Linked DNA regions of Mus musculus: region 2 is linked to region 1. Evidence: chromatin loops called from intact Hi-C (ENCODE). Cell type or tissue: heart. All regions are shown on one strand. Each heading gives the region's core, and the rest is flanking DNA. Links, peaks and the distances in the headings are about the cores only.

Region 1 (4,248 bases), core at 952-3,451:
CAGAAGGCAGGCAAGCTCAGCAGTGGGGTCTACAACTGCATCAAGAACTTGGGGGTACTTAAGGACATATTACATAAAGGCTGGGTGGTCAGTTCTGTGTTCTTGCCCTCTGGTGTAACGTACTTCTGTCTTTCAGCGGAAAAATGTTCTTTCCTACATTATAAAACAGGTGTATGCCTTTCTGGACAAGGAGAACACACCTGCTGTCTCTATCAATAGAGCATTAAGGACCACTGAGCATTCAATTTATAAAGGGGTTACTGATCGTGGGGGTGGGGGAGGGTTCTATTTATACCATGGGAGGTCAGCATAAAGGTATTCAAAAGTCCTAAGCAGGGACTTGGGAGCTACTTAAAGCCTACACCAGCAAAGATGACACTAGCCACTATGTCACTTACACATGAGGATGCCAGCATGTTGATATATGTCTCAACGGTGCCCAGGAAGTAGACAGCTGCAGACAACCCTTTCCTCCTGTCCAGCATGCCCTATCACATACTATCATGATCATTAACAGTTCTCCTATATGCTTACATTTTAATTGGGAATTAGAATGGCCTAAGTCTTAAAGACTTAGTAAAAACAAACAAAAAAACTTGCAATATGAAAATTTAACTTTAAAATCTGGATGTTAGCACACCTGACTGTAGACATATTTCAAAATCATGATGTATATTTGAAATGTAATTTAAATACTCTTAAAATTCAAATTTAAATTGCTTTTCATTGATCAACAAACTTCCAGGGCTCATCAACATCCTATAGCTTTAAATTTTGGATTACACTTAAACCCATTTTACCTGCATACAAAACACTTGATTCACTAAAAAGAGAGCTGTCATAAATTGTTAGTCTCGCTCCTACCCTCACCAGCATCAGGCCAGTCATTAAATCTGAGGGCTCTGAGCCAGTTACATTAGCTTTTCCAAAGAAGAGCCTGTTTACACCTGACCAGTCTCCTTGCAAGTTGTGTGGGGTTTGGGGGGAACACATGAATTTAGAGACAAACTAAATTACTTTGGAGAAAACCCTAGTAACTCATGAAGATATACAGGAGCAAGAAAATGACAAGAGGAGATAATGAGAAAATGAAAATGATCAAAATACATTATGTGCTTATGAAGTTTCATAATGTAACCCGTATGTATAGTTAACATATCCTAATGTAAGAGGTTTCAAGAAAAATAGGCTGCTCAGAGGAAGACGGCAAGCACAAGGCCTGGGTACCATGTCAAGTAGGCTATGGGGATCAGTAGCAGTAATTATAAGAGGGAGTGATAAGAAAGAAATATGACCAAAATACATTATGTGTTTATGAAATTTCATAACGAAACTAATACATGAAAAGAATGTAACTTTTAAAATCTGGAGGTACATCTTTAGGAGAGAAAAAAAGATAACAGGAAGTTGCAGAGAAAAGAAGTTATCAGCGGCCCTGGTCCTCCGCGGGGTCCCCAGCACCGTGCCCGGTCACCCGCGGGAACCCCCTCAGCCGTGCCCGGTCACCCGCGGGACCCCAGCACCGTGCCCAGTCACCCGCGGGGACCACATCAGCCGTGCCCGGTCACCCGCGGGAACCCCATCAGCCGTGCCCGGTCACCCGCGGGAACCCCCTCAGCCGTGCCCGGTCACCCGCGGGACCCCAGCACCGGGCTCGCGGCCCGAGCCTCACCTCGTCATCCAGGAAGTCCAAGTAGTCTCTCTGCGCTTCCCGCAGCTCCACATCATCCAGCACTACTGTGCCCGCCATGTCGCAGCTCCGAAATCGCCGGCCACCAAACAGTCCGGAAACGCGTGACACCGCCTTGGCGCCAAAACTTCCCAAGTTTTCCCGCCACGGAAGTTTATGGTGGAGGAAGCATGGAGCAGAGACGCGTTATGATTGGCTAACCACTTCAATAGCCTTTCATTCCGTGCCTGGATTGGAGAGAAATGGTCACTTTCTCCGCCCTAATAGGAAGTCTGACCAATGGTACAGAGAGGACGCTCAAAACCCACCCCCTGGAAATTGAGCAACAGGAAGGCTAGGAAGCACTGCATTCTGGGAGTTGTGGTCCTTCCCACCTCACCCCCTGTTTTTCTTTTCTTTTTTTTTTTTCTTTGCCTGTAGGAAGTTTTGTCAAATCGGAAGTTAGGATTTACTGAGGGGGGAGGTCTAAGTTTGCACCCCATATGCACAGGTACAAATGAAGGCCAAAGGTTGATATCCGGTGTCTTCCTCAATCTTTCTCCACCTTGTATTTTTGAAAGACGAACAGGATACCCACTGACCCATCTCTTTAGCCTCCATATTATTGATTCTAACACACTTTGTCTTCTAGCCTTCATTTCCTCCTATACAAAATGAGGAATCTGAATTCAAAATTCTCCAGTAAGCCATCACTAGTATTCCAAGAGCAAGTTAGAAATGGTGTAAAGACAAATTTTATTCACGGAATCATGCTATTGCCTTTAACACAGCCTTGATTTGCTGTATCTTGATCTGTAACCTTGAAGACACAGAGATATATAATTCGTATTTCTCCCCACTTTCACAAGGTCATGAGATAGATAAGCAGAAAATCAGATTGTTAAAAAAAAAAAAAGCATAGTTAGTATATCTAAGGGTTCCACTGCTGTTCACATGCTTGCTTTGCTTGCTATCTGTTGGCTTTCTGCCTTAGGCACTAATGGGCCAAGGCTGATTTACAAGGTGAAATAATTGCTAAGAGGCTGCCTGGAAAGCAGCATGCAGAAACAGTCAAAATCAAGGCATTGCAAAGTATACAAAGTACTTCCTTTTTTTCTGTCTCCAGCCCAAAGAAAACACTTGGAGTGGGCGACCCTGAAGTGGAGAACAGATGAGTTATGGGTACCGGATGCCGCTTCCAAGATGATGCCCACCATGTTATCCTGTTGAAAGAGGGGACTGATAGCTCTCAAGGCATTCCTCAACTCATGAGTAACAGCTCGTGAGTAACATTGTCTGTGTTTGCCAAGTGATTGCTGGGGCTATAAGACCACCCTGGGTCCTCATGGCAACTTATTGTGGATGGCCAAGGCAAAACAACAATTTCTACTTCTGAAACTCCTCGATGGTGGACATCCTGCAGCAAAGACTTTAGTGGACATTGCCGGATCCGAAGACACTGACACTAGTGATGGCACCACCGTGGTGATCCTGCTGGCTGAGGAGTTTCTGAAGCAGGTGAAGTCCTGTGTGAAGGAAGGGTTATGCCCTCAGATCATCATCTGAGCTTTCTGCACAGCCACCCAAAATCAAAGAGATAGCTGTGACTATAAAGAAGCAAGATAAAGTAGAAGAGAGGAAGATGCTAGGGAAGTGTGCAGTGACAGCCCTGAGCTCCAAGCCCTGAGCTCCAAGCTGATCTCCCAGCAGAAGGCCTTCTTTGCCAAGGTGGTGGCTGATGCTGTGATGATGCTCAATGAGTTGTTGTAGCTTAAAATGACTGACACCAAGAAGGTGCAGGGTGGAGCCCTAGAGGAGTCTCAGTTGGTGCCTAGTGTCGCGTTCAAGAACACGTTCTCGTAGTCTGGGTTTGAAATGCAGCCCAAGAATTATGAGAATCCCACAATTGCCTTCTCAAATGTTGAGCTCAAGCTGAAAGCAGAGAAAGATAATGCTGAAATCAGAGTTCACACGCACCAGGCAATTCTTGATGCCAAGCGGAACATTCTTTATGACAAGTTAGTCATAGTCGGGAGCCAAAGTCGTGTTCTCTAAACCCCCTATTGCGGATGTGGCCACCCAGTACTTTGCTGATAGGAACATGTTCTGTGCTGGCCACTGGCCTGAGGAGGATCTGAAAAGGACAATGATGGCCTGTGGAGGCTCAACCCAGACCAATGGGAATGCTCTGATTCCAGATGTGCTGGGCCACAGCCAGGTGTTTAAAGAGACCCAAATTAGAGGCAAGAGGTGCAATTTCTTCACTGGTTTCCCTAAGGCCAAGACATGTACCACCATCCTCTGTGGTGGCGCTGAGAAGTTTATGGAGACCCAAAGAGGTCCCTGCATGATGCCATCATGACAGTGAGGAGGGCCATCAATAATGAGCCAAACCAAAAGGGAACCCAGAGAAAGGATATTCAAAAAGAAGTCAGAAGGAAGGAAAGACTGATGGTTGTAGTGGGATACATCCTTAATCCCAGCCCTTTGGAAAGCAGAGGTAGGAGGCTCAAGTTCAAGAACAGCCAGTGCTACATTGTAAGACCCTGTCATGGAGAGAGAAGAGGGAAAACTGTCAG
Region 2 (4,248 bases), core at 822-3,321, 250 kb after region 1:
CTGGGTAAACATTTTACCAACGAGCTCTACCCCTTTAAAAAAGGCAGTATCTCACTATGCTGCTTAGGCTAGCTCTAAACTCTGTTAATATTCCTGACTCGGCCTCCTGAGGAGTTGGGCTCACGGGCCAGTGCACTGCAACCTTTTTTGAGGACAGGGCCCTGGCCTTCTTCATTTCTGTATTCCCCAAGTTCACGGCAGCACAGCACAGGTACTCTGCCATTCTGTGAAAAGGCAAAGCGTTCTTCCGCATCATACAGCACTTCCAAGACTTCCACACAGACTGGCATTCAGAGTCAGAGTCTAGAGTTCAGGGCAGAGACAAGAGGATGCACCAGAGGTGGACGGGGTGTGGCTCCAGGTTTGTCAAACATTTATTCTAATTGTCTTGGGCAAATCTCTCAACTGCTTTGGGGGTGGGGCTTATTTTCCTCTTCTGTAAACACGGCAGATAATTTCTTAGGTTGCCCTCTAAAGTCATGAACTCACAAAACAGAAAATGTGCCCTTGAGCTATGACCATAATATCGTGAGCAAACTACAACCAGAAAGCCCTTATCTCACGCAGATTATGGCAGGCAGTGATTTCAGTAGTGGGGGAAGCACCCGCCCATTCATCTGCGTTCACATGTGACAGATGAACACATTTGGGTCACTCTCTAAAGTCTCCGGGAGGGAGATGGAAATTTCAACGATCATTCCGGGCAGAAAGGCTCCAGAGTGAGATGGCTACAGACATTACTTCCAGGTAGTCAACAGACCCACTCGGACCAAGGTAAAATAAGGCCGCCTGTGGCTATGTTCCACAGACACCCTGCTTGTGGGGGCATCAGAGCTGCGTTCTAAATGGGAGCCAGACACTGCTGGATTCTTATTTTTGGCTCTGACTCTAACGCTGAGTGGATGGTCATTGGCCAAATCTCTCCTCTAGAAGCCAGGCTTCTGGATGGGTATGACGGCCCCCATAAACCATCCCGATTACAGGGTGAGGCCAGTAAAACATTTCACAGATGTAAAATGCTGCCAATTCCTCCAGATAAATGAAAAAAGACATCAAGAGGCCACGTGGCAGCCTCCCCTCCTAACCCTGGCCTCCAACAAACTCACCGGAGGACCCCAGAGGCCTTGGCACCCCCAACTCACAATCCGGCTCCATTCCCTCTGTTCAAAAGCAAGAAAAGCTACTTGATCATACACTATTCAGAGGAATCCCTTGCAAAGCTCTTTAAACCACACAGACCACAACACTAACCAACTGTGTCTTTAGGTTTGGTTCTCCTCCACAGCAGAGCATCTGAGACAGCAGAGGTAAATCAGGGCAAGGGAGCACAGTGCCTAAAGGATAAAGGCCCGCCCATGAAACAAGGAGGACTGTTCAGTAGCCCTACCCATAGTTTCGATGCCCCCTACCCCGCCCCTCCTTCCTTTAACCATTAGGTACCAATGGATACCAGATACTCAGCACTGCATAAGAAGGTTAAGAGATAGCATCAGTAAAGTTTCCCACCAAAGCAAGCTAACAGCACACAGGCTGGTTAGAAAGCATTTCTGGCCTGTGGGGATTCTAATCCATTCTTATCAGACATCTGGCTTCATCACTTTATCAGGGTGGGAATGAGAGGTACATCAGCTATGCCATGGAATGAGTTCTGGGGCCCCTGCCCACATCGAAGCAGATCAAAAAGGAGTTCATGCCTGCCAGAGTGAAGCTTTCACCATAGCAACTCATGTTATTCCACAAACAGCCAGGACTGGGGCGCTCTGCTGTGACCAGCCTGGATAGCTAGCGCGCCTGGGAAATAAGCCACTGAAGGGCTCAGACAACAACAGAGCCAGCAAGAGAAGCGACACCTATTTAGCTTTCAGGGCTGTTCCCTTGTCATCTCTACTGCCCCAGAGCTGACAGGGGATGGCATCAAGACCCTCGCTACCCACCCTATGTGTTCTAACAAGACAAACATCTGAGAGAAGTATGCCACAGAATCCTTGGGGCAATGGGGGATTAGAGGAATCAGAGACGGTCATTTGGACAGTATAAGGCTAGTGCTGTGGAATTTAGGAGAAAGGTACTCATCTTAAATGACATAGGCACTCATCCCTAAATGACATACAACCAGGGCACTCAATGAGGGGATACAGAGACAGAAAGCAGATGCCCAGACCGGTAAAAGAAGCAACAGTTCTCAGTGTGACTGTGTGGAGCACCAATCAATAAAGCATCCCCATGCTGGGTCTTCATCCTGGACATGGAGTCAAAGCTCCACCAACTATTACCATCTTTCACTTTCCACCAAGTAAGAGAATAATCCCACAGAGTGGGGTTAAACTGGAGTCTTGAGCAAGAGAGACTCAAACTCCAAATGTCTGTCCTGTCGTTCAAGTCACCGAGTGCCACATTCAGGAGGAGTTCACCCATGGGAATGAGGGACCCCTCTGGGGTCCCCTAGCATCCTCAGCAGGCCGTGTCTCAAGCTCCAGGGGTAGAGTCAGGAATTTCAAAAGCTGACAAAGTAACATCCTTAGAAGTGCACTAGAAGTTAGTAAAAATTAGCTGGCATCCACGGGCGTTTCTATATGCTGTGTATGCACTTCTATTAATACAACAGAAGAATCTTTTCACGGTGCATAAAGTTATCTTTGCACCTAGCATCAAGAAACAGAACTGGTTGCCACAGGCCCCTCAGTCCAAGCACGTATGACATATGCAATGGGTTTCCACTGTATATGCTCCAACTCTTTCTTCCTGATGTCATGGGGTCAGGAACAGGGAAGAAAGTAGTTCCTGGAAAAGGGGGCTATCTTCCACACCTGCTTCAGAAACAATGTCCAAAAAGCCCAAACCAGCCCCTATCCTCAAACTCCCCTGGCTCCAGAACACTTCCATCGTCATCATGGTCTCTATAAACACTAAATACAAACCTGCAAATGACCCTCAGAATCTCAGAAACATTTCTCTGCAGCTGCAGAAACGGAAGAAGAAACTAGTTTCTGCCTCAAGATGACATTTTAAAGGTGATACTGAAATTGCTTCCTTTCCTCCAGCCACCCCCTGTTTCTTATTCTCCAGTTGCTAAATGAAAGAGTTTTCCTCTTCCCCTGCCTGTTTCAGTTGGAAACGTGGCACCAGGCACTGGAAAGCCGGCGAAGGGGAAGAGGGAGGAGGGGATGGCTACTTTCAAATCTGACTTATGCACACATCCTAACTGGCCACCCACACCCTGAAGAACCACACTCCACCTAAGAAAGTCCAAACTGTGGAGAAAAAAAACAGAGCCCCTGCACCACCTCCCCCCCCCCCCCAAGCAGGGTTAAGAAGGAGAAAGCTGGAAAAGGAGGGGGAATAAAGTTCCACATTCCTGACATTTTTTTAGCCAAGTGCAGTGGCTGCACAGAACAGCTCTATTCCAAACAGACATAAGATGGGACAAAACCTGGCTTGGGGGAAGAAGCCGTCCCCGCATTGGAAATAAGATAACCCAAAACTAAACTAAAAGTGTGTCTGAGCACAGCTTGGGGGAACAGAGGCCAGACAGCCTTTCATGTGCGCCCAAAAGGAAGTGATCCCGAGGGAAGGAATTTGGCGTCAACATCTCCCTAAAGACAGAGCTGAAGCCTTGGGGATCCTGCAAGGGAAATCAAGCCCATGAGTGCTGCAGAGGTGACTAGCAGGGGAGTACTGACATGGGTGGGAAGGCTGTAGCTTGCTAGGGTGTGGAGAGGGTATAGGGAACAGTAGAGGCTAGGCAGGGACGAGTCACATTCTATTGCAAGAATTACAGTACAGTTTCCTGGCTCAGCTTCCCAAATGAAGGAGTCCTACCCTGACCCAAGATACAAACTCAGGAGCCTGATGGCTTTTCTCCCTGTTCCCCCACCACCTCCTCCTTCCCACTATATGCCTACCTATAAACACCACCAAAACCAGCACGACCCCAAGGAAAATCCCAGAAATAGTCAGTCAATCCGAGGCTAGGTTTGAGGTGCCTCCCACCCCCCTATTTTCCAGGATGTTTCTGTTCTCATTTAGTAATGATAGCAGCGTTCTATGATAGCTGATCTCACACACACACACACACACACACACACACACCACAAAATCTCTCTATAGTAGGTAGGAACAGACACACTCAGTATAGATCAAGATTCAGCTCCAGATACTGGAGATTCAAGGGAAAGCCCCCTTCTTCCTAAACCAGCTCTGACTGGTAAGCCCTCAAAGCAACTTCAGAAAGAAACATCTGCTCTCAAA

The links. Hi-C counts contacts between places; a loop is a spot of excess contacts. Peaks named below come from ENCODE experiments on the same cell type or tissue, not always from the same donor. Only the 100,000 strongest peaks of a DNase experiment are listed, where the experiment ranks them.
Region 2: a loop joins it to region 1, with 3 times the contacts of the local background. A loop is called at or near these places in 11 of 42 quality-filtered maps.

The regions. Positions count from the first base shown.
Region 1 is chr1:20,818,459-20,822,706 of GRCm38, forward strand. Mcm3 (minichromosome maintenance complex component 3) reads right to left here and starts at 1,854. Exons shown (of 17, transcript NM_008563.3): 1 at 1,673-1,854. The coding sequence starts at 1,750. It also overlaps the pseudogene Gm20587. In heart, for the core only: no CTCF peak of the experiment used is centred there; a DNase peak (open chromatin) is centred at 1,933; H3K4me3 peaks cover 1,401 bases; H3K27ac peaks cover 1,401 bases.
Region 2 is chr1:21,072,715-21,076,962 of GRCm38, forward strand. The region is part of intron 1 of Tram2 (translocating chain-associating membrane protein 2); the gene reads right to left. Among named protein-coding and RNA genes, the nearest start is that of Tram2, 4.4 kb to the right of the region's middle. In heart, for the core only: a CTCF peak has its summit at 1,768; no DNase peak of the experiment used is centred there; H3K4me3 peaks cover 514 bases; H3K27ac peaks cover 2,438 bases.